Regions from separate parts of the Homo sapiens genome. Here region 1 is linked to region 2. The links are chromatin loops, found by intact Hi-C in ENCODE. Cell type or tissue: CD4-positive, alpha-beta T cell. All regions are shown on one strand. Each heading gives the region's core, and the rest is flanking DNA. Links, peaks and the distances in the headings are about the cores only.

Evidence for each region. A loop is a pair of places that touch in the nucleus more often than their neighbours do. Peaks named below come from ENCODE experiments on the same cell type or tissue, not always from the same donor. Only the 100,000 strongest peaks of a DNase experiment are listed, where the experiment ranks them.
Region 1: a loop joins it to region 2, with 3.0 times the contacts of the local background. A loop is called at or near these places in 3 of 110 quality-filtered maps.

What each region holds. Positions count from the first base shown.
Region 1 is chr2:169,126,472-169,136,651 of GRCh38, reverse strand. LRP2 (LDL receptor related protein 2) reads left to right here. Exons shown (of 79, transcript NM_004525.3): 77 at 3,971-4,078; 78 at 7,568-7,639; 79 at 7,822-9,543. The coding sequence ends at 7,989. Among named protein-coding and RNA genes, the nearest start is that of DHRS9, 62 kb to the right of the region's middle. RefSeq lists an enhancer at 1-400. In CD4-positive, alpha-beta T cell, for the core only: CTCF peaks have their summits at 4,353 and 4,561 (motif pointing right); a DNase peak (open chromatin) is centred at 4,581.
Region 2 is chr2:168,341,689-168,351,868 of GRCh38, reverse strand. It overlaps LOC105373734 (a long non-coding RNA gene), which reads left to right. Exons shown (of 6, transcript XR_923559.3): 3 at 1,827-1,936; 4 at 3,387-3,551; 5 at 7,512-10,180. Among named protein-coding and RNA genes, the nearest start is that of STK39, 99 kb to the right of the region's middle. In CD4-positive, alpha-beta T cell, for the core only: a CTCF peak has its summit at 5,057 (motif pointing left); a DNase peak (open chromatin) is centred at 5,038; H3K4me3 peaks cover 508 bases.

The DNA of each region.
Region 1 (10,180 bases), core at 748-8,747, 790 kb before region 2:
GAGTGGGGGTCACAAGGTGCTCAGTGGGGGGGAGTTTTTGAGCCAGATGAGCCAGGAAAAGGAATTTCACAAGGTAATGTCATCAGTTAAGGCAAGGACCGGCCATTTTCACTTCTTTTGTGGTGGAATGTCATCAGTTAAGGCAGGAACAGGCCATTTTCACTTCTTTTGTGATTCTTCAGTTACTTCAGGCCATCTGGGTGTATACATGCAGGTCACAGGGGATGCGATGGCTTGGCTTGGGCTCAGAGGCCTGACATTCCTGCCTTCTTATATTAATAAGAAAAATAACATAAAATAGTATTGAAGTGTTGGGGCAAAGAAAAAAATTTTTGGGGGGGTGGCATGGAGAGATAATGCGCAGTGTTTCTCAGGGCTGCTCAAGTGGGATTAGGGGCGGTGTGGGAACCTAGAGTGGGAGAGATTAAGCTGAAGGAAGATTTTGTGGTAAGGGGTGATATTGTGGGGTTGTTAGAAGAAACATTTGTCGTGTAGAATTATTGGTGATGGCCTGGATACGGTTTTGTATGAATTGAAAAAGTAAATGGAATAAGAGAAGGAGAAAAACAGGTATTAAAGGACTAAGAATTGGGAGGACCCAGGACATCTAATTAGAGAGTGCCCAAGGAGGTTCGGCATAGCCCTGCCAGCAAAGATTATTTATTTACTTTAAGAGGGAGTTAAGAGTGGCGGTTTGGGGATAGCACCACGAGATATCAGCTGTGACGGCTTGGAGAAACAGTGTAAACCGGTGGTATAAACAAGAGCAGGGCATTTATGAGTAGTTGAGAACGGTGAATAGGAGTATGACTAGACAGAAGATAGTAGGGATGACAAGTTTTTTGGGGTGCAGTCCAAGTTGGTCTGGTGTCTGGAATGAGACTGGGGCTTAATAAAAAGGAGCGTCTATACAGGAGCTTAAATGGCTGTACCCTGTAGCATTCTGAGGACAGGCCTGAATTCTGAGAAGGGCAAGTGGTAAAAGTATTGTCCAGTCCTTTTTAAGTTGGTGGCTGAGCTTGGTGAGGTGTGTTTTTAAAAGACCATTAGTCCATTCTACCTTTCTTGAAGATTGAGGACCGTAAGGGGTATGAAGGTTCCACTGAATACCAAGAGCCTGAGAAACTGCTTGGGTGACTTGACAAGTAAAGGCCGGTCCACTGTCGGACTGTATAGAGGTGGGAAGGCCAAACCGAGGAATTATGTCTGACAGAAGGGAAGAAATGACCGCAGTGGACTTCTCAGACCCTGTGGGAAAGGCCTCTTCCTATCCTGTGAAAGTGTCTACCCAGACCAAGAGGTATTTTAGTTTCCTGACTTGGGGCATGTGAGTAAAGTCAATTTGCCAGTCCTGGGCGGGGGAAAAACCCCGAGCTTGAGGTGTAGGGAAGGGAGGGGGCCTGAGAAATTCCTGAGGAGTAGTAGAATAGCAGATGGAACACTGAGAAGTGATTTCCTTGAGGATAGATTTCCACAATGGAAAGGAAATGAGAGGTTCTAAGAGACTGGCTAGTGGCTTGTAACCTACATGGAAGAGGTTATGAAATGATGACAGAATAGAATGGGCCTGTGAGGCTGGAAGGAGATATTTTCCTTGGTCTAAGAACCATTTGCCTTGTGTGGGAAGAGATTGATAGGTGGAAGTTTCAGCGGGGGACTAGGTGGGAGTGACTAATGTGAAGGAGAAAAACTGACTGTGAGGGACAGAAGTTGGAACGCTAGCTGCTTTTTTAGCTAATTTATCAGCATAAGCATTGTCCTGAGCGATGGGATCTGATGCCTTTTTGATGGCCCTTGCAGTGAATGACTCCAGCTTCCTCTGGAAGTAAAGCGGCTTTGAGAAGCGTTTTTATTAAAGACGCATTAATGATAGAGGACCCTTGTGTAGTGAGGAAACCTCTTGCATGGTGGTGCAGGATATGGAAGGCATATATAGAGTCAGTATAAATACTGACATGTAGTCCCTTTGCAAGAGTGAGGGTTTGACTTAAGGCAATGAGTTCGGCTTGCTGAGAGGTAGTGGAGCGGGGCAGAGCGGTAGCCTCAATGATAGATGTGGAAGATACTATAGCATAGCCTGCCTTTGCTGGTGAGTGGCGATTAGGCCTGGTGGAACTGCTATCAGTAAACCAAGTGTGTTCAGGGTGAGGAACAGGAAAAAAGGAAATATGGGGAAATGGGGTGAATGTCAGGTGGATCAGAGAGATACAGTCATGGGGGTCAGGTGTGGTATCCGTAGTAATGTGGGAGGCTGGATTGAAGTCTGGGCCAGAAACAATGGTAATTGTGGGAGACTCAACAAAGAGTGAGTACAGCTGAAGGAGCTGGGGAACAGACAGTATATGCGTCAGGTGGGAGAAAGAAAATAGATTTTGGAAGTTATGAGAACTGTAGAGAGTGAGTTGAGCATAGTTTGTGATTTTTAGGGCCTCTAAAAGTATTAAAGCAGTGGCAGCCGCTGCACGCAGACATGAGGGCTAGGCTAAAACAGTAAGGTCAAGTTGTTTGGACAGAAAGGCTACAGGGCACGGTCCCGGCTCTTGTGTAAGAATTCTGACTGCACTAACCATGCCTAGGAAGGAAAGGAGTTGTTGTTTTGTAGAAGGGATTGAGGTTTGGGAGATTAGTCAGACTTGATCAGCAGGGAGAGCATGTGTGTTTTTATGAGAATTATGCCGAAATAGGTAACAGATGAGGATGAAATTTGGGCTTGACTGAAGTAATGGGGGCTGTCTGTGAAGCTTTGCAGCAGTACAGCCCAGGTAATTTGCTGAGCCTGATGGGTGTCAGGTTCAGTCTAAGTGAAAGTGAAGAGAGGCTGGGATGACGGGTGCAAAGGAATAGTAAAGAAAGCATGTTTGAGATTCAGTCCGTCATCTTTAAGAAGAGCTGGGAGATGAAATAGGAATATAGGTGAAGGGAATAACTTTACATAAGGTCTGCATCAATAGCCCCAGCGCCACTTTTACTGCTTGTCAACTGCGAACATGTATCTCCTTTGTCACAACAACTATGGCCTTAGTGACAATGAATAACTGTCATTGTTAACACCTAATGCTCCTTTTGAACTCGAGATATGGCACATTTTAATACAGAAACTAGAAATGTTTATTTTACAAATATTTTGTGATTTTAAGATCGGAAATGTTTAAATCTTGAAAGCATTTTCCCTGATCCTCTGATAAACAGATATGAAAACTTTAATCACATGATAAAAGAGATACGACATTTCATTTGACATCTTCACTTAAAATAAAATGAGGCCATGTATACAAATGCATATCCAAGTTTCAGAATAAACAAGTAATGAATGTGAAAATATAGGAAAAGGAGTGAATTGTCTACCTTGTAGTTTATTATGCATTCATGGTAATTTGGTCTTAAAAGGGAACCTTGGAATTGTATGAATGTTATAGAAAAATGCGTAGAAGATTATTAATTCTATCATTCTCATCTTTTCAAAAATTCAACCTCTTTTTAGTAGTACTATGAAATCTTAATTTCCGAAGATAGGATTTATTAATATTCAAAGAAATTATTAAGATCCAAAGATAGGATTCTCAGTTCATCAGTGAGGTTGGGGAATTATTCTTGCTGTTCTTCTAGGATTTGGCTTCCAGTATATAACTAGAGTATGATTATCCAAAAATTTGGTCAACAGTGGGAGTAAGAAGGTATAGAGAATACAGTAGAAATTGCTAGTAATAAGTGAGAGTGTGACCAGTGAGGGATGTATTTGCCTCCCAGGATTAAGGTATGAGGTGACTTAGTGGTTGCTGCTCTTGATTTTGGGGCGGTGGGAGTGATGTTTAGTCCTGGCCTACTGGGTCATGCAATAAAAATGGTGCCTGATGATGTCTGTGGGAGAACAAGATGGCAAAAAGAGCCAGAGTTGGTACAAACTTTACAGCAAATTTATTTACTACTAAATTCTTTCAAAATTGGGTAAAGGCCTTTAACATGTCCACAGGTGACTGTATCTGAAAATGTGGATAATAAGAATTATGGAAGTCCCATAAACCCTTCTGAGATAGTTCCAGAGACAAACCCAACTTCACCAGCTGCTGATGGAACTCAGGTAACAGTTGCCGACTCCTGAAATAATGTGGGATTTGGAAAAACTTTGGGATGACTGGGTTTTTATTAACCTTAAGCAAACAAGGGAGATTCTGGAAGGCTCAAAGATCTCAAGATGTGTTGACAGTTAATAAATATAATTTTTTAAAAAGTCATAGATTGAAAAACTTTCCACCAAATAAAGCTACATTCTAACATCGAGTTGGGAATAATGTTCCTTGTAACATAGGAGGACATGTCACAAAGAAGAACAAATAGACTTCTGGATCCAGTATCTTCAGACCAGAGACATTTAAGTTGAGAAATTGACTCAGTATGAATAAAGATTTCACGGTGTCAAAGATACAGATGAAAGATCCGTCTGTGTGTGCCGTGATTTCTCTACAGCATGCATCTTTATTCTTTCAAGCTGTTCTTCGCTCTCCTGCTATTACAGATCTTTACCACTAGATGGCACTAATTTTTCCATTCATCATCCATCTATTCATTATTGGCCAACCAATCATCTAACTAACGTTATTCCCCTCGATGTGTCAGGGATGGTGTTTAATACTGGAGATTGAAAGAAAAAAATGCCACTAGATGGAGCTTCTTAAACATGCCTGCAGGTCCTTTGCAATTGGTACACTATTTGGTCTGCAGGAAGAAATTCAATAAATATATTTGATATTAAACTCTGTATTAATGTATATCATTAGTTTTAATGAATGCATTTGCAGCTATACCAGATATAGCTGTTTGAATCTGGACAAACTGTTTTACTTCTGGGGCTAGAGTCCTCAATAATATTTCTCACTGGGGGCGCTATTGGCATATTGAGTGGGACAGTTCTTTGTGCTACAAAACTGTCCTATGCACTCAGGGAATTTCAGTATTTCTGGTCCCTGTCCACTAAATTCCAGTAGTGTCTCCCCTAATTCAGTGTGACCCCAGAAATCACCTCCCCTCCCCAACACATGTGCACTCACTCCTGGTTGAGAACCGCTAGGATCTGGAATGTCTCTGTTCTAAGATTCTATGACCAATTTTGTGAAGTAATGTAAAGAAATGAAAGTCTAAGAGTAGTTGGAAATTTTACCATTTTATACAATCTTTATTTCTCAAATTTCATAGTCTATAAACATTGATATCTTGGTAACTTGGCAGTCTCATTATCACCTTAAACATTGGTTTCTGTTCTGCTGATTTAAATCAAAATAAAATTTGACCTAAATTGATGCTGAGAAGAGTCTATATCAAGGCTTCTGTACACCTTCTCAAATTCCCTTATTTCTTCTTCTCATGTCACACACACACACACACACACACACACACACACACTCATACACTCACAGACATACATAAATATTGTCTAGAAAGGAATTTTCAGTTTCAGATTTTTCAAGGGACTAAACATTTTTTCTTTAAGCTATATTAAAAATGGATTTTGAAGATTAATTTTCCACAGACACACGGATGCTTGAATGTCATATATTTGGTCCTCCAAGCCTGAGTCAACCCCAAGCTAGTGCCAGATTTATTTTATATTTTCAACATTTTTTCTCAGTCCATCTCTAGTCTAGTGATCTTCTTCACTAAATAGACATTTTCCCCAGCTGGTGCAGGAAGGGGACTGTGGTGGGGAGGCTGTAACCTCTGATCTGCATGTCTGTTATCAGAAACAAAATGTAAACTGACAGTCTCTTTCAAAGGAGAGCAGATCTTCACCAATTGTAGTCCTTTCTTTCTCTTCCCTTTTGTAATACCTTGGTTCCTCCTCTTACTTTTTTACATTAGTGAGGCTGAGACCCTCTAAAATGTGTCTTCCATGTTATGTCCAGGGATCTCACTGTATTTCTTCCCTCCTGGGCACTGAGTTAACAGCCAGCATGCTTTAAAAGCAGTAGAGGCGCTTGGGTGAGATCACCTAGGTTGATTTGAATATGCCAGAGTCCCACAAATGTATCTTTCATCCATAAATATGTTGAAAGACTAACAATTAAAAACATGGGCTGGGCACGGTGGCTCACACCTGTAATCCCAGCTCTTTGGGAGGCCGAGGTGGGTGGATCATGACATCAGGAGTTCAAGACCAACCTGGCCAACATAGTGAAACCCCATCTCTACTAAAAATGCAAAAATTAGCTGAGTGTGGTGGCATATGCCTGTAGTCCCAGCTATTCAGGAGGCTGAGGTGGGAGGATTGCTTGAACCCGGGAGGCAGAGGTTGTAGTGGGCCGAGACTGTGACACTGCACTCCAGCCTAGGCGACAGAGTGAGACTTCATCTCAAAAAAAAAAAAAAAAAGATTCAGTTCTATCATTTTCCAAAAGTTACATTGATATGCATAGGATCCCCCAAGGAGACAAAAATGAAAGTCACCGTCCCTTTCCTCTTGTTAGTAATTGCTTAACTTCAAGTTAGCCATTTCATTTTGAAGCAATGACATCTAAGAGACTTTGGCCCGCCCCACTTAACTGTAAGCGCCCAGAGGCAGGGCTCTGACCTGAATGTCTTCATGTTCCCCTTGGGGGCACTATGTACAAAGCAGGTTCTCACTTGAATGTGGGTTAAAGTGAAGACCTCTTCTACTTCTGTAGCCCTGTGTTCCCCACTCCTCCACAGGCTGGTCCCCTGCTGTCACAGAGTAAGAGACACCCCATAAAACCTGTGGGCTCCCTCAGCTCCTGTTGAGAGTAGGCTGTCTGTTCCCTTGTCTCCCACCAGGTTTTTATCTGGCAGTCAGCATGACAGGCAACTTTTCAGTAAAGCGTGGGCCACGCACCATGGTCCAGGGTGATTATCTTTGGGTTCTCCAGTTTATGGGCCTCTGGGTCCCCTGAGTAATCATTACCTGCCCTTCTACCTGCAAGTTAGTTGTATAATCTTGCTGTGACTCAGCAAGTATAGGATAATAAGTGTACCTACCTCTGGGGTTTGTTAAAAAAAATCAGAAACTTGTAAAACTCTTAGAATAGTTCCTGACACATAGTAAGCACTCAATAAATGTTAGATGTTTTTGTTATTATTATTGTGACACAGGAGGGAATGATGAAGGGAGAAGGGATACTCTTGAGTTGACCAAAGAATGTTACTTTAGGGAATAAGAGTTACAGTTTGGCTTTGCCATCTCCACCCAATTTTCAGGCAGCCCCAGAAATCTCTTTTTCTCCAGATGCATCTTGTGCATGTCTGTTTTATGTGTTCTCTCTGTACTGAGGTAACCAGGTGATTTGCTTGTAGATACTATGGCACAAATTCTATAATATATAAATTTGAAGTCAAAGAAGTGTTTAAAACCATTCGATTAAAAGAGCCCAGAGTTTCAGTTACTGTTCAGGGACCATAGGAGGAATTGAACAATTTACCATATGGGCTGAATCACATGGTCCCAGGTCCCAAATTGCTTTACCCTTCAGTAAGAAGAAATTTTAAAACTGAGACAGGAGGAAAAGAAACCCACAAAATAATTCCATTACTGAGAGGTTTTTGTTTTCCCCTTTTCATTTAGGTGACAAAATGGAATCTCTTCAAACGAAAATCTAAACAAACTACCAACTTTGAAAATCCAATCTATGCACAGGTAATTTTTAACAATTTTTCTTAGCACAGACATTTTTTCTTAGAAATTATTTGCTTGGTTAAATTGGACACACACTTAGATTATTCTGAGCAGAGTGGCCACAAATAGTCTTCTTTATGAAAAACCGTGTATGGTGACCTTGGGGGAATAAATGGCTGATTCCTGTTACATTGTATTCTTAGATGGAGAACGAGCAAAAGGAAAGTGTTGCTGCGACACCACCTCCATCACCTTCGCTCCCTGCTAAGCCTAAGCCTCCTTCGAGAAGAGACCCAACTCCAACCTATTCTGCAACAGAAGACACTTTTAAAGACACCGCAAATCTTGTTAAAGAAGACTCTGAAGTATAGCTATACCAGCTATTTAGGGAATAATTAGAAACACACTTTTGCACATATATTTTTTACAAACAGATGAAAAAAGTTAACATTCAGTACTTTATGAAAAAAATATATTTTTCCCTGTTTGCCTATAGTTGGAGGTATCCTGTGTGTCTTTTTTTACTTATGCCGTCTCATATTTTTACAAATAATTATCACAATGTACTATATGTATATCTTTGCACTGAAGTTGTCTGAAGGTAATACTATAAATATATTGTATATTTGTAAATTTTGGAAAGATTATCCTGTTACTGAATTTGCTAATAAAGATGTCTGCTGATTTGGTTGGTGATCATTATAGTAAATGATCCAACAAGAAAAGGAATTGACTGGGGACCTTTAGCCGTGTCTAAAGAAGAGGCACCACTCATATTTCCTATAAAATTATCTAGGAAAGGAATCCAGGCCCCGCTCTTGGGTCCATTTTTACACATTAGCACTTAATTAATGTTCAATATTACATGTCAATTTGATTAATGGCTATGTTGATAGGGGCCACTATGTGTTGTATAGACATCTGGACTTGACTGTAGACTCCTCAGATAATACAGAAGGTAGGAAAAGCAATTCAGTTTGGCCCTTCTGTGTGTTGGCATTGTCTAACCAGAACTCTCTGTTTCATGTGTGTTCTCTCACTAGCTGCCAAGACAACATTTTTATTTGTGATGTCTATGAGGAAATCCCATATCATTAAGTGCCAGTGTCCTGCATTGAGTTTGTGGTTAATTAAATGAGCTCTTCTGCTGATGGACCCTGGAGCAATTTCTCCCCTCACCTGACATTCAAGGTGGTCACCTGCCCTAGTAGTTGGAGCTCAGTAGCTGAATTTCTGAAACCAAATCTGTGTCTTCATAAAATAAGGTGCAAAAAAAAAAAATACCAGTTAAGTAAAGCCTCAACTGGGTTTTTGTTTCTATGAAAATATCATTATAATCACTATTTATTTCCTAAGTTGAACCTGAATAGAAAGGGAAACCATTCTTATTAAGCTTTTTATTAGGCCCTGTGGCTAAATGTGTACATTTATATTAGAATGTACTGTACAGTCCAGATCTTTTCTTTAATTCTTATTGGTTTTTTTTTTTTTTTTTTTTTTAGAGATGGAGTCTTGCTATATTGCCAAGGCTGATCTTGAAGTCCTGGGCTCAAGTGATCCTCCCACCTCAGCCTCCTGAGTGGTTGGGGTTACGGGCGTGAGCCACTGTGCCTGGCTTCCAGCTCTCCTCTTAAATAGTGGGTATAGTCTGCACAACAGGAACCATGGCAGGAATATACACTTTCCCATAGCAAATAGCATACCTGACTCTCTGTGCTAATATTGCACATTTGTTAAACAATGAATGAATGGATGGATGGATGGATGGATGAATGAATGAAACATATACTACTGATTATTTTATTCCAGAGTTCTCAAAATATTTGTTGCTGATATTTTGAGTGCTGACTGTAATTACTTTGATTAGATAAACAACTGGAAATAATGCTGCTGAAAAAGTTCTAATAAATGTGTATTTTATCAGATGTTTTCTGTGTGCTTCATAAGCCCCAGTCATGAATCAGTTGTATTTTGCTGTGTAAAAAGCTTGAGGCTTTGAGTGCTCTTAGTCACACCAATTCTGTACCACTCCTTCTTGGAATTGAATCCAGAGCAATTTGATTGAAAATCAAGCCTCTGCATTCATTTTTTTGTGTGTCCATGATATTCTGGGGTAAGTTATAGGAAACAAATAACTCTCCAGAAATGAGAAGTTATCAGAGTCGCAGGTAACCACCAGTATAGCCAGTCCTTGAATGCTGTCCATGGCTAAGGCAGAGCAGGGAGGAAAGGTGCATATTCCTGTTTCTCTAATAACTAGCGTTCCCCTAACAGTCATTTGTCAAGAGGACAATTTCCCAGCCAGCTCCGTTAAGCATAGGGTATGGGCCATCTTCCCACTGTTAATCTCTCTGAGCCTCAGCTGCTGCCTCTATAAAATAGGGGGCTCGGTTGTGAGACCCCAGTGTGGGAGTGTAACCCAACACCCAGCATAAAATATACCTTCAATCAATGGAAGCCATGACTATTATCATTTATGAAGTAAAGGGAAAATGGAACAGCCATTTGTGTGTTTTAAAAAGTTCCTTGGGTCATTTAACGAAGAGCCTTGGTTGAAAATGA
Region 2 (10,180 bases), core at 1,379-9,378:
ACATCTGTTATTCTTTTTTCTTTTTTTTTTTTTTTCATTATTGCCCAAGCTAGAGTCTCAAGCACACTTAAATAGAAGTGGTGAGAGCAGACATTCTTGTCTTGGTCCTGACCTTAGTGGGAGAGTATTCAGTATTTCATCATTAAGTATGATGTATGGCTATAGTTTATTTCATAGATTCCCTTTATCAGGTTAAAGACATTCCCTTCTTATCCAAATTTGCTGAGAGATTTTTAATGAGAAACAGATGTCATGTTTTGTCAAATGCTTTTCTGTGCCTATTTGGTCTGTTTATATGGTGAATTACATTAAGTTGATTTTCAAATGTTAAATTCTTGGATTCCTCAGATAAATAGCATGTGGTCATGTTGTAGCCTTCTTTTTCTAAATTATTACATATGATTCCCAAAGTGGTTGTTTTTTTTTTTTTTTTTTTTTTTTTTTGAGACGGAGTCTCACTCTGTCGCCCAAGCTGGAGCGCAGTGGCCTCGCTGCAAGCTCCGCCTCCCAGGTTCACACCATTCTCCTGCCTCAGCCTTCCAAGCAGCTGGGACGACAGGCGTCCGCCACTATGCCCGGCTAATTTCTTTTGTATTTTTAGTAGAGATGGGGTTTCACCGTGTTAGCCAGGATGGTCTCGATCTCCTGACCTCGTGATCCGCCCATCTCGGCCTCGCAAAGTGCTGGGATTACAGGCGTGAGCCACCGCGCCTGGCCAGCACACACCTCTGTTTTAAAGTAAAAAGCACAAAACAAAGTAAATCCAGAAAAGGATTGCTTTCATGTGCTTTCTACCCCATTTCCTCCCTCCCTATATAAGAGGTAATTGTTTTTGTCAGATTTTGTCTCATCCTTTCATTGTTAATTTTTGAAAATATAAGCAAATACAATTATATAGTTCCTTAACCAAAAGATAGCACACAATAAACACAGTTCTGCTCTGCTTGTAGGTTAGAATTTTGATTCCTGTTAAATTGCAACTCTTCTAGGAAAAATAAGGAGGTACATGTTAAATAAAGAGGTGCATGTTAAACTATCACTAGTTTCACACTTTGGTAGAAATTAGTTTCCTTGTCTTTTTTGAGAGCTGGGAAGTGTCTGAATGAGATTGAAAAGTTTCCTTTGAGAATAGGGATGAATTCAGGAATCTCGGAGCGTCACAAGCAAACTTCACTTTTACTTGGCATCAGAGGAGTGGGAAGGCAGGTGCTGGCAACCTGTTGAGGTGGCAAGGCTGCATGGATGAGTGCTCAAGTGCTGGCTTATACAGTATAAATCCAGCTACTTTCATTGTTATAAAACTGCTGGCCATCAGAGGGGGTAATTAGAGTTTTATGTTTTAGTTGGACTTCTCAGCTGAATTAAATGTGATAAGGCTGTGCTTATCACTCTTGTGAAAGTCATTTCTACAATATTTACACAAACTCTATGAGACTTAAATCTTTTATTGATTTTCTGTTTGTCTCTGATAATGTTTCACTGAGAGGAAATGACTGAGATCCTGGAATTCGCGTCTTTAACACATGACTGTTCCCAAAGTCATGAGTTGTTGTTGTTGTTGTTGTTGTTAACAAACCTCTTTATTTCCTACAATAAGTATATTCCATCTTGCATTTGCTTTAATAGATGAGAGTTTCCAATGTCATTAGTGATTTTTAGCACTTTATAGTACCATCATATTTTTATAACCAAGGCCAGGGAGATGAAAGGGGTATTGACAATATTTGTTGGCATTGGTTGTTGTCTTTGTAACCAGAACTGCCTCTTTTATTCTGTGCTTTTTCTAATTATTTCTGGTTATGATAATGTTTTTCTTTGGCTTCTAGGGGGAAGTATGTAATGATGTTTGTGACAAAAAATAAATGTGATCAACTGGTAAAAACAGCCTGATGTTGTGTCTTCAGTGAATGTTCCCACTAGCCAGGCTGAGCTTAAGGTTAGTGATCCCATGGCACACACAACCTTCAGGTAAAGCCAACAGGGAAGAAACGAATTCAAAACAGTGTAAAATAGTATAGAGCCAGCACTTTCTATTCTATAGAGAGAAGTAACCTCAGAAAAAGACTATGGCAAATGACTAGGGCAACCCCTTATGTCTTCACATCATATTCCATCCTCTATGATGAAAGAGCAAAGTTACTTGAGATTGGAGCATAGTTAGAGGATGGAAAGAAATTTAAGTGTTCCCGTTCAATGCTGCTTTACATACCTGCATTTAAAGGGTCTCAAGACTTTTGACCTGCTGTAATGATTACTGTTCCAGTCTAATTGGTTGACCACTAACATTTGCGACCTACTATACTTACCTGGATAACAGGATCTAAAATAATGGTCCCAAGCCACAGTTTGTCTGTAGGAGCTATTGTGTTACATAATATGTGTGTGCTGAGTTAGTTTGGTGATTCATGTATAACTGATTGTGGTTATAATCTAGTAGGAGATAACCAAAGGCATAGGATTTGGGTCATAGAGTGGAATGAAGAGTCACCATATTCTCTTCTCAAAGATAATTTAGAATCAGAGAAGCCAAGTAAGACATCTTTAGAATCAAACAAACCAAGTAAGAGCAGAGAATCTGTACTAGAGACCAACAGCCTCCAAAAGAGACGACCAAAGTTCTCCCTGACATGTCAGAGACTTGAGAATGAGTGCAATTCATACAAAAGAATTGGCATCCCATGATCCAACCTAAAGACAGAAAGTCAAGTCCTATTTTGTCCACTTACTCTTGTGTGTCCTTGAACAAATTGCTATGGAGACAATAATCTCTGTCTATTTCACACGGCTTTTGTGACAAAGAAAATGTATATGAGAGAGAAACTCTCGCTGTAAAGTATTACAGAACTAAAAAGACTACCTGAATGACCAGAATGTGAAGGAAGGGGAAGCAGCATTTTGAGTATTCCTTTTTTCCAACCAATATATTCCGTTGATCCTAATGACAACTCTGGTGCTCTTAGCTTATTCTTGCCCCACAAGCACAAAGAAACAGATTTAAGGGTGTGGGATAGTTCCCTGAGCCCAGCCTTCCTTACAGGAGGTCCTTAATCCCTTAGGTGGGAACATTTTTTCAGAAAAAGACTCTCCTGAACATTTGCTGACTTTCCCTATGGCCTATTAAGTCTTAAATACATATACTGTGGGGCAGGTCAAACATTCCCTTAAATTCTTTCAGCTTCAGAATTATTTAATGTGACAGTCGCCATGATGGCATAATAGAGCCACCCAATACCCACGCTGACTGGACCTCACCATTCCGCAGCTCTCTTTAGCAGCTTCCTTTAATAGCTTAAATCTACCCCTCAGGAACTCCCAACTTCCCTTTAAATGTGATTAAATTTTGTATTTAATTGTTTAATTATTTTTAAACTAATTTCTGCCTCTAGGTGTATGGTCAACTAAACAATCCAAAAACCATGTAGCTCCACAATAATCAGAAATTCTGGATCCAGTAAAACAAGTCTCCTTTAAGACATGGCTGAATGCTGGAAGAAAGTAAAGAAAGTTCCTGGAGTCAAAGATGAAGTGAGAAGGAAAAATCAGAGCAGTGAGTACGTGCATGTATGCTAGAGCCACTCAGGGTGGGAGTTGCCTGGCTTGGCCACCTAGAGGCTTGGATTAGAATGCTCAGGCCAGGGCAGAATGTGAGGCCTGGAGATACAGAATGCTGGGTGTTGGAACTGCAACCCCTGCAGAAATCCTGGTCTTCAGAAGGGCTATACTCAGAGTGAGGGAATGAATCAGGAAATGCACCCATCGGCTCAGGGAGACAATAAAGGTGATTTTCTATCTCAGTGGTCTGGGCTCTAGGGGAAAAGTTTCCCTTGAGAGTTTGTAATCATGGGTCTGTCATTCCATTGGTTCTGAAAACCTCTAAACTGAGAAATAAACATAAACTGAGGTGGGGGCAGTAATTCCCCTTGGGCAACTAACAGAAACAAGGGCAAAACCTTCCTGATCTAGAGGATTAGGGTTGTCCAGGCCCCTCGGGATTCCCTCCAGCCGTTCCTGCATTTCAAGATGCATGCTCTTAAGCTCTTATTCTCATACTTTTCAGTTCCAATGACCACAACTCTTTCAACAAATTTTTATAGGAGTTTCCAGAAACTTCATCCCGCTCATTTTTTTCTGTGTTCTAACATGTCATGTTTCATTTAAAATGTATCCTTTTCCTCCAGTTCAGACCTAAAGGTAATACACCAGAAATTGTCTAATGTGTGGTATAAAATAGGACCATGATAAAAAAAAACCAAAGTAATAAAAAATTATATTACTGTAATAATTTATTAACGTCATATCACTATAATAAAACTTTTATTATAATAACAACTACAGTTGATATGTCTTATGTGCCAAATACTATGTACTAGACATGCACACTCCTTTTTAATCCTGAGGAAATCCTGGGATAGGTTCTAACACTACCCTCCTTCTACACATGAGGAGAAAGAGGCTTAGTAACTTACCCAGGGTAAAGGAGCTGGGAAGTGGTCACAGAGCTGGCAATGTGTTATCACCAAAGCCAGGATTGAAACCCAGCCCTATCTACCTTCAATGCCCTTGCTTTAAGCCACGAATCCTCCATCTCTCTTAATACTAGTCCTGGTAGGGCTAGTTCCCTTGTTAGTGACTATCACGCGCTTGAAAGTGTTTGAAGCGACCTAATATTCCTAGGATCCTTACTTCTATAAACATTTAAATCACAGTTATTTTTCCCAAAGATAGATTGTCATGGGAGAGGGGAACAAAGACTAATGAGGAAGGCACAGGCAGGAAGCGGGCAGAGGACCAGAAACAAAAGCAAAGATAGGAGTGGGTGGGGACACGGGAAATTTCTTTTGCTTACTTCACAAGCTTACAGCCGACCTGGCCTGGCAGGTGACAAGGTGCCTCTGGATGACACAGCCAGGGATTCTTCTAGGCCAGTTGCTTTTGATTTCTTACATTTTTTTGAAGGTAATACTAGATTTCTGAAACGGCTCTCACCGACGCGCCTTTGTTTCTCCTGGAGCCACGGCTCCTCAGCAGAGGACATTTGTGTTTGGGAAGCCTGCCCCCTCCTGGATTAGTGAAATCTTACAGGCCAGGTTTCCAAGCTCTCCAAAATTAGATCTAGTGTGTGAAAATGTTTAAACTGTCGTTCAGAGATTTGAGGAAAACAAATAATTTCTTTCATATGATTTCCCTGAGATTTTTGGATTCTTCTCATATAAATCTTTAGGTGTATTTTATGGATTTTGAAATAATACCCACCTAAAAATCCTGAAAAAATGTTTTAAGGACCCAAAGAGATAATAATAACAGCAATAATGGTAAACATTATATTCAGTGATTTCTATGTGCCAGCACTGTGCAAAGTACCCTGTGAATAATGCCAGTTGCAGCACTCACCACCACCCCAAGAGACAGGTTCTCTGCATTATTACCCCCCACCTTACAGAAAGCCTCAAAGCAGCAGTCCCCAACTTTTTTTGGCACGAGGGACCATCTTTGTGGAAGACAATTTTTCCACAGACCAGGCAGGGGGTCGGGGTGGGAGTGGTTTCAGGATGAAACTGTTCCACCTCAGATCATCAGGCATTAGATTCTCATAAGGAGTGTGCAACCTAGATCCCTCGCATGCACAGTTCACAATAGGGTTCACGCTCCTATGAGAATCTAATGTCACTTGCTGATCTGACAGGAGGCAGAGCTCAGAGGCAGTAATGCTCATTCTCACCAGCCGCTCACCTACTGCTGTACAATCCCATTCCTAACAGGCCACAGACTGGTACAGGTCCGCAACCATGGGGACCCCTGCAAACTGGAGATCTTCTCTACCACCACCCTCACACACCCAACCACCCGTAGGTTGGGAGCCCCTGAAATTCTTGAACTGTCATGCCATCCTATTGACCACACTTGATTGAATCAGAAATAATCAACCAAGCTGAGTTACTTGGACACTTTCTCCTGGGAATTTGGAAGCAGAATGAAAATAGCCATCAGTCTAGGCTTGTCACTTGAATGGAGGTCATCAAACATCAGGAGCCCACTGTGGAAGAGCATGTGCTGCCACGTGCATGGAGAGGCAGAAAAAGATAACCAGAAGAAAGAGAAAAGAACAAAGGGGAAGCACAGAAAAAAGACAACTTCCCTTTTCTTAGTCCCAGTCCCCCGTGAGGCTCCCCTGCTGGTTACACTGATTTGGCTACTTGAAATAGGTTTGTTTTTGTCTATCAAAAAAAAAAAAGTGTATATAACTAAGTCGTGTGAGCAGTAATATGTAAAAGTGAACCAAATCTACTGTTATAATGGAATAAAATCTGAAGTTAATATGGCACATTGAATGATGTGCATAATTTTATTGTACTCCATGGCAATTAGGCTCTAATAGGGAGCAATTAATGAAAATGACTATAATTATTATCATGTCAACAACGCCAAGCCAAGCAATTCCAAAGTCAGCTGTAGGGAGGAGGAATTAGAGACAGCAGGAAGTTGTTCTGGGGTTCCTCAGAAGAACCTGGGATTTAAAAACCAGGAGACTAAGTCCCCCACCTTGCCGCTCACTTCTCTAGCAACCATCACCCAGGAGGACTCCGGAGGTCCCAGCTAAGAAGCTGTGAGCCTCTAGCTACTCCTCACCACTCTCCTTGCACTACCTCTTCCCTTGCTGCTTCTCCAAAGAGGAGTCCTGAGGATGGTGGGTTGTTGGGGAAGGGCTGCATCTGCTTGAGAGGCTGTCTGTTCCTCAACACTGGATTGGTGAAAGCTGGAGCACAGAGAATTGGAAGCTGTTTTAGAAGAAGTTGCCAGCCTACTTTCCGTGGTGCACACCTCCTTCAGTCTATGTCTACCCTTGGCACAAAGCATCATCAACATGGTCCAGAATAGCTCAGCTGGGATCTGTGTTGAGGATGGCGATGAAATCCTCATGGCAATAAAATGCATGCAATGGCCTGGCTTTGCTCTCTGTTCCATGGGCAGCTGCGGCTAGGAGTGTGACACATGGTTGAGGTAGGACTGGATTGGGTTGTTGAGACTGCTGCATCCCAACCAAATACCATCATCTCAGTCTCTTTTCCACTGACGTACAACTAACAAAGACCCTTCAGAACAGTCAACGAAAGCCAGATCCTAGACATCTGAGTAGTTTGACTTAAAGTAGCCAGCACTTAGAAAAATCCAGTGACTGGAAGTATTCTGTTTTCCTCCTTCCACTAAACCAGTACCTCAGTCTGAACTTCCACCAATTTGTGCATTTGTGTTAGTAAGCAAATAAGTATCAGCTATTTTACATGTATTACTTCCTTGAAAATGGTTGTTTTTTTTTTTGGTTTGGGGGTTAATTAATCTAATTAATTAATTAACTGTGATCCTGGCATAAGAGTAATGGGAATGGTATGGAAAGAACCAAGAAAGGTTTTTCTGGAGTTATTCAGTACACATTAAGTACCATGTGTTAGTCATTGTGTTAGGCCCTGGAGGAAAAAAATCACAAAACAGAGCTCTACTTTTTTTATTTTCAGATGCAGTCTCACCCTGTTGCCCAGGCTGGAATGCAGTGGCACCATCCTGGCTCACCACAACCTCCACCTACTGGGTTCAAGCGATTCTCCTGCCCCAGCCTTCCAAGTAGCTGGGACTACAGGTGTTTCTGTATTTTTAGTAAAGATGGGGTTTCGCCATGTTGGCCAGGGTGGTCTCGAACTCCTGACCTCAGGTAATCCACCTGCCTTGGCCTCCCAAACTGCTGGGATTACAGGTGTGAGCCACCACACCTGGCCAGAACTCTACTCTTCAGGAACTTAGTGCATCAGGTACTCAACAGTAAGTAGCGTGATGACTTAGGGGCAGGAAAAAAGGAGGCTGTTTCTATCTTGGAACATTTTAATAACCTCCGAACATTTTATACGGATAAAGCTGGGTTAAAACAGATATTAAGAGGTGCCTAGGAGAGAAAGGATTGGGGTGGGAACTGGAAGAAAATTGTAGGAAAGGGGAGGGTTGTTATCTTGGAGCTGGAGATGGCTTCGTCCTAGTGCATCTGAGGGCTGTTTTTAAATAGTGTCTGTCTGAATCATTCCTCCGCCCTCCACCCTTCACTTTCCACCCTCCACCCAACCCTCTTCCTGAGTCACCCTGGCTGCCATTTCTCATTCTGAAAGGAGAAAGAGGAAAGGATATAATTTGTATCAAATCCCTACAAGCTGCTAGGATACATTGGTGCATTTCCTTTGGAACATTTCATCTACACATACCACAGTGCAATGGATGCGAGTTCTTCTGTGTAAAGATGGGGAAACTGAGGTGCAAAGGGGTAGGTAGCATGACTCTCCCCTTATTACACAGCTGGTAAGAGAAAGTGCCATAATGCAAACTCACATTCTAAATTATAACTTTATCATTAATAACGACTAGAACATGCATGCTGCTTTTTTTTTAAAGTTAAAAAAAAAAGCAGGTAAGTGTGAAACACAAAAATCTTTCCTTCTCTACATTCCAAAGTGTTTGGGGACACATCCCTATACAGTTTTTCTTGCATCCACAAATGTGTACTTACATATGTGACATGTAACTGTATATGTGAACATGAAAATTTTGACATAAAAGGGCATTCTAACCATATTGCTCTACAAATCACTTCTGTCACCTAATGCTACATCATGGATATCCTTCCATAATGTCCACATCTTTACATGTACTTCATTTTTCTAAGATCTATATGAAATTTAATAAATATATATTAGGTAAGCATTTTCTTATTGATGAGGATGTCTCTATTTTAAGATTTAATATTAGTGCAGTATTTAATACTAGTTAAAGTATTCTCTGTATCTGAGTTTTAAAATTTACTCAAATGTAATGCACAGGAATTCTGAAATGGAAATTTAAGTATCCCTTTCTCTCACCCTCCATTCCAACTTCCATTCCCCAGAGTTGCGATGTTGCTATTGTTGCTTTCGTGTTTTTCTTCTAGTACTTAACATTTCAACTTTAAATACATATAGTTCTTGATTTATCTGTTTTAGAAAGTATCTGTTGTCTTGCCTCGATGACAGCTGAGTTTACCATACTTTTTTTTTTTTTTTTTTTGAGAGGGAGTCTCACTCCATTGCCCAGCCTAGAGTGCAGTGCCACAATCTCGGCTCGCTGCAACCTCCGCCTCCCAGGTTCAAGCAATTCTCCTGCCTCAGCCTCCCAAGTAGCTGGGATTACAGGTGCCCGCACCACGTCCAGCTAATTTTTTTTATTTTCAGTACAGACAGGGTTTCACCATGTTGGCCAGGCTGGTCTCGAACTCCTGACCTCAGGTGATCCACCCACCTTGGCCTCCCGAAGTGCTGGTATTACAGGCGTGAGCCACCACACCTGGCCAAGTTTACCATACTTGTGCTATCTCTACCTCTTTCTTTTAAATGTTAGTCATATTAATAATTTTTAAATTATTCAGTTTAAATTTGTACTTTTCTATAGATATGTCGTGTGATTTGTCAAAAAATTTAAATTTTTGACAAAATGTCTTATGTACTTTGTCAAAAAATTTAAATTTTCAAAAAATGTAAAATCCAATCTCAAAAAATGTATTCTGATTATGTAAATATTATATACTATAGTTCCAAGAAGTATGATAGGATCCATAGGAAAGGAGACCCTGTCCTCTGTCACTTAACCATGCTGGCTGCTTGAAGGAGAAGGATTGAGATCTAATGGCTTATGCTTTTATTTCTTTTCAGTTTCCTCCTAAGCCATACTGGGCTGCCACTGTTCTTCATATATCAGGTTCAAGCTGATGGATCCAAGCCAAAGGACTCCATATTCTCCAAAGCCTATAAGCAGAATGCTGGTGTGGTGTGGGGGGGGAAGAAGTTCCATTGTGTCCCTACTGAAGGGACACAGAAGTACCAAAAGGGTCACTGAACTGCCAGGTACCAAGTGGTACCAGGTGCCACGAGGCTGCCAAAGGCAGAGATGAGCCAAGCCATCAACTTCAGCTGAGGTTGAGACATGGCATCCATAAATGCCAAACAGGACCATACTCTATGCAGAGAATAAGGATCAGAAAATCAAGTGCAAAACGGGAAGTCTCCCTAGAACCCACATGTGCTGATTCAAGACACCCTTATTCTCAAGCCACAGTGTTACCTATTCCCTTGCCCCGAACACCCAGATACCATTTTGGTGAGGAACAGGAGAA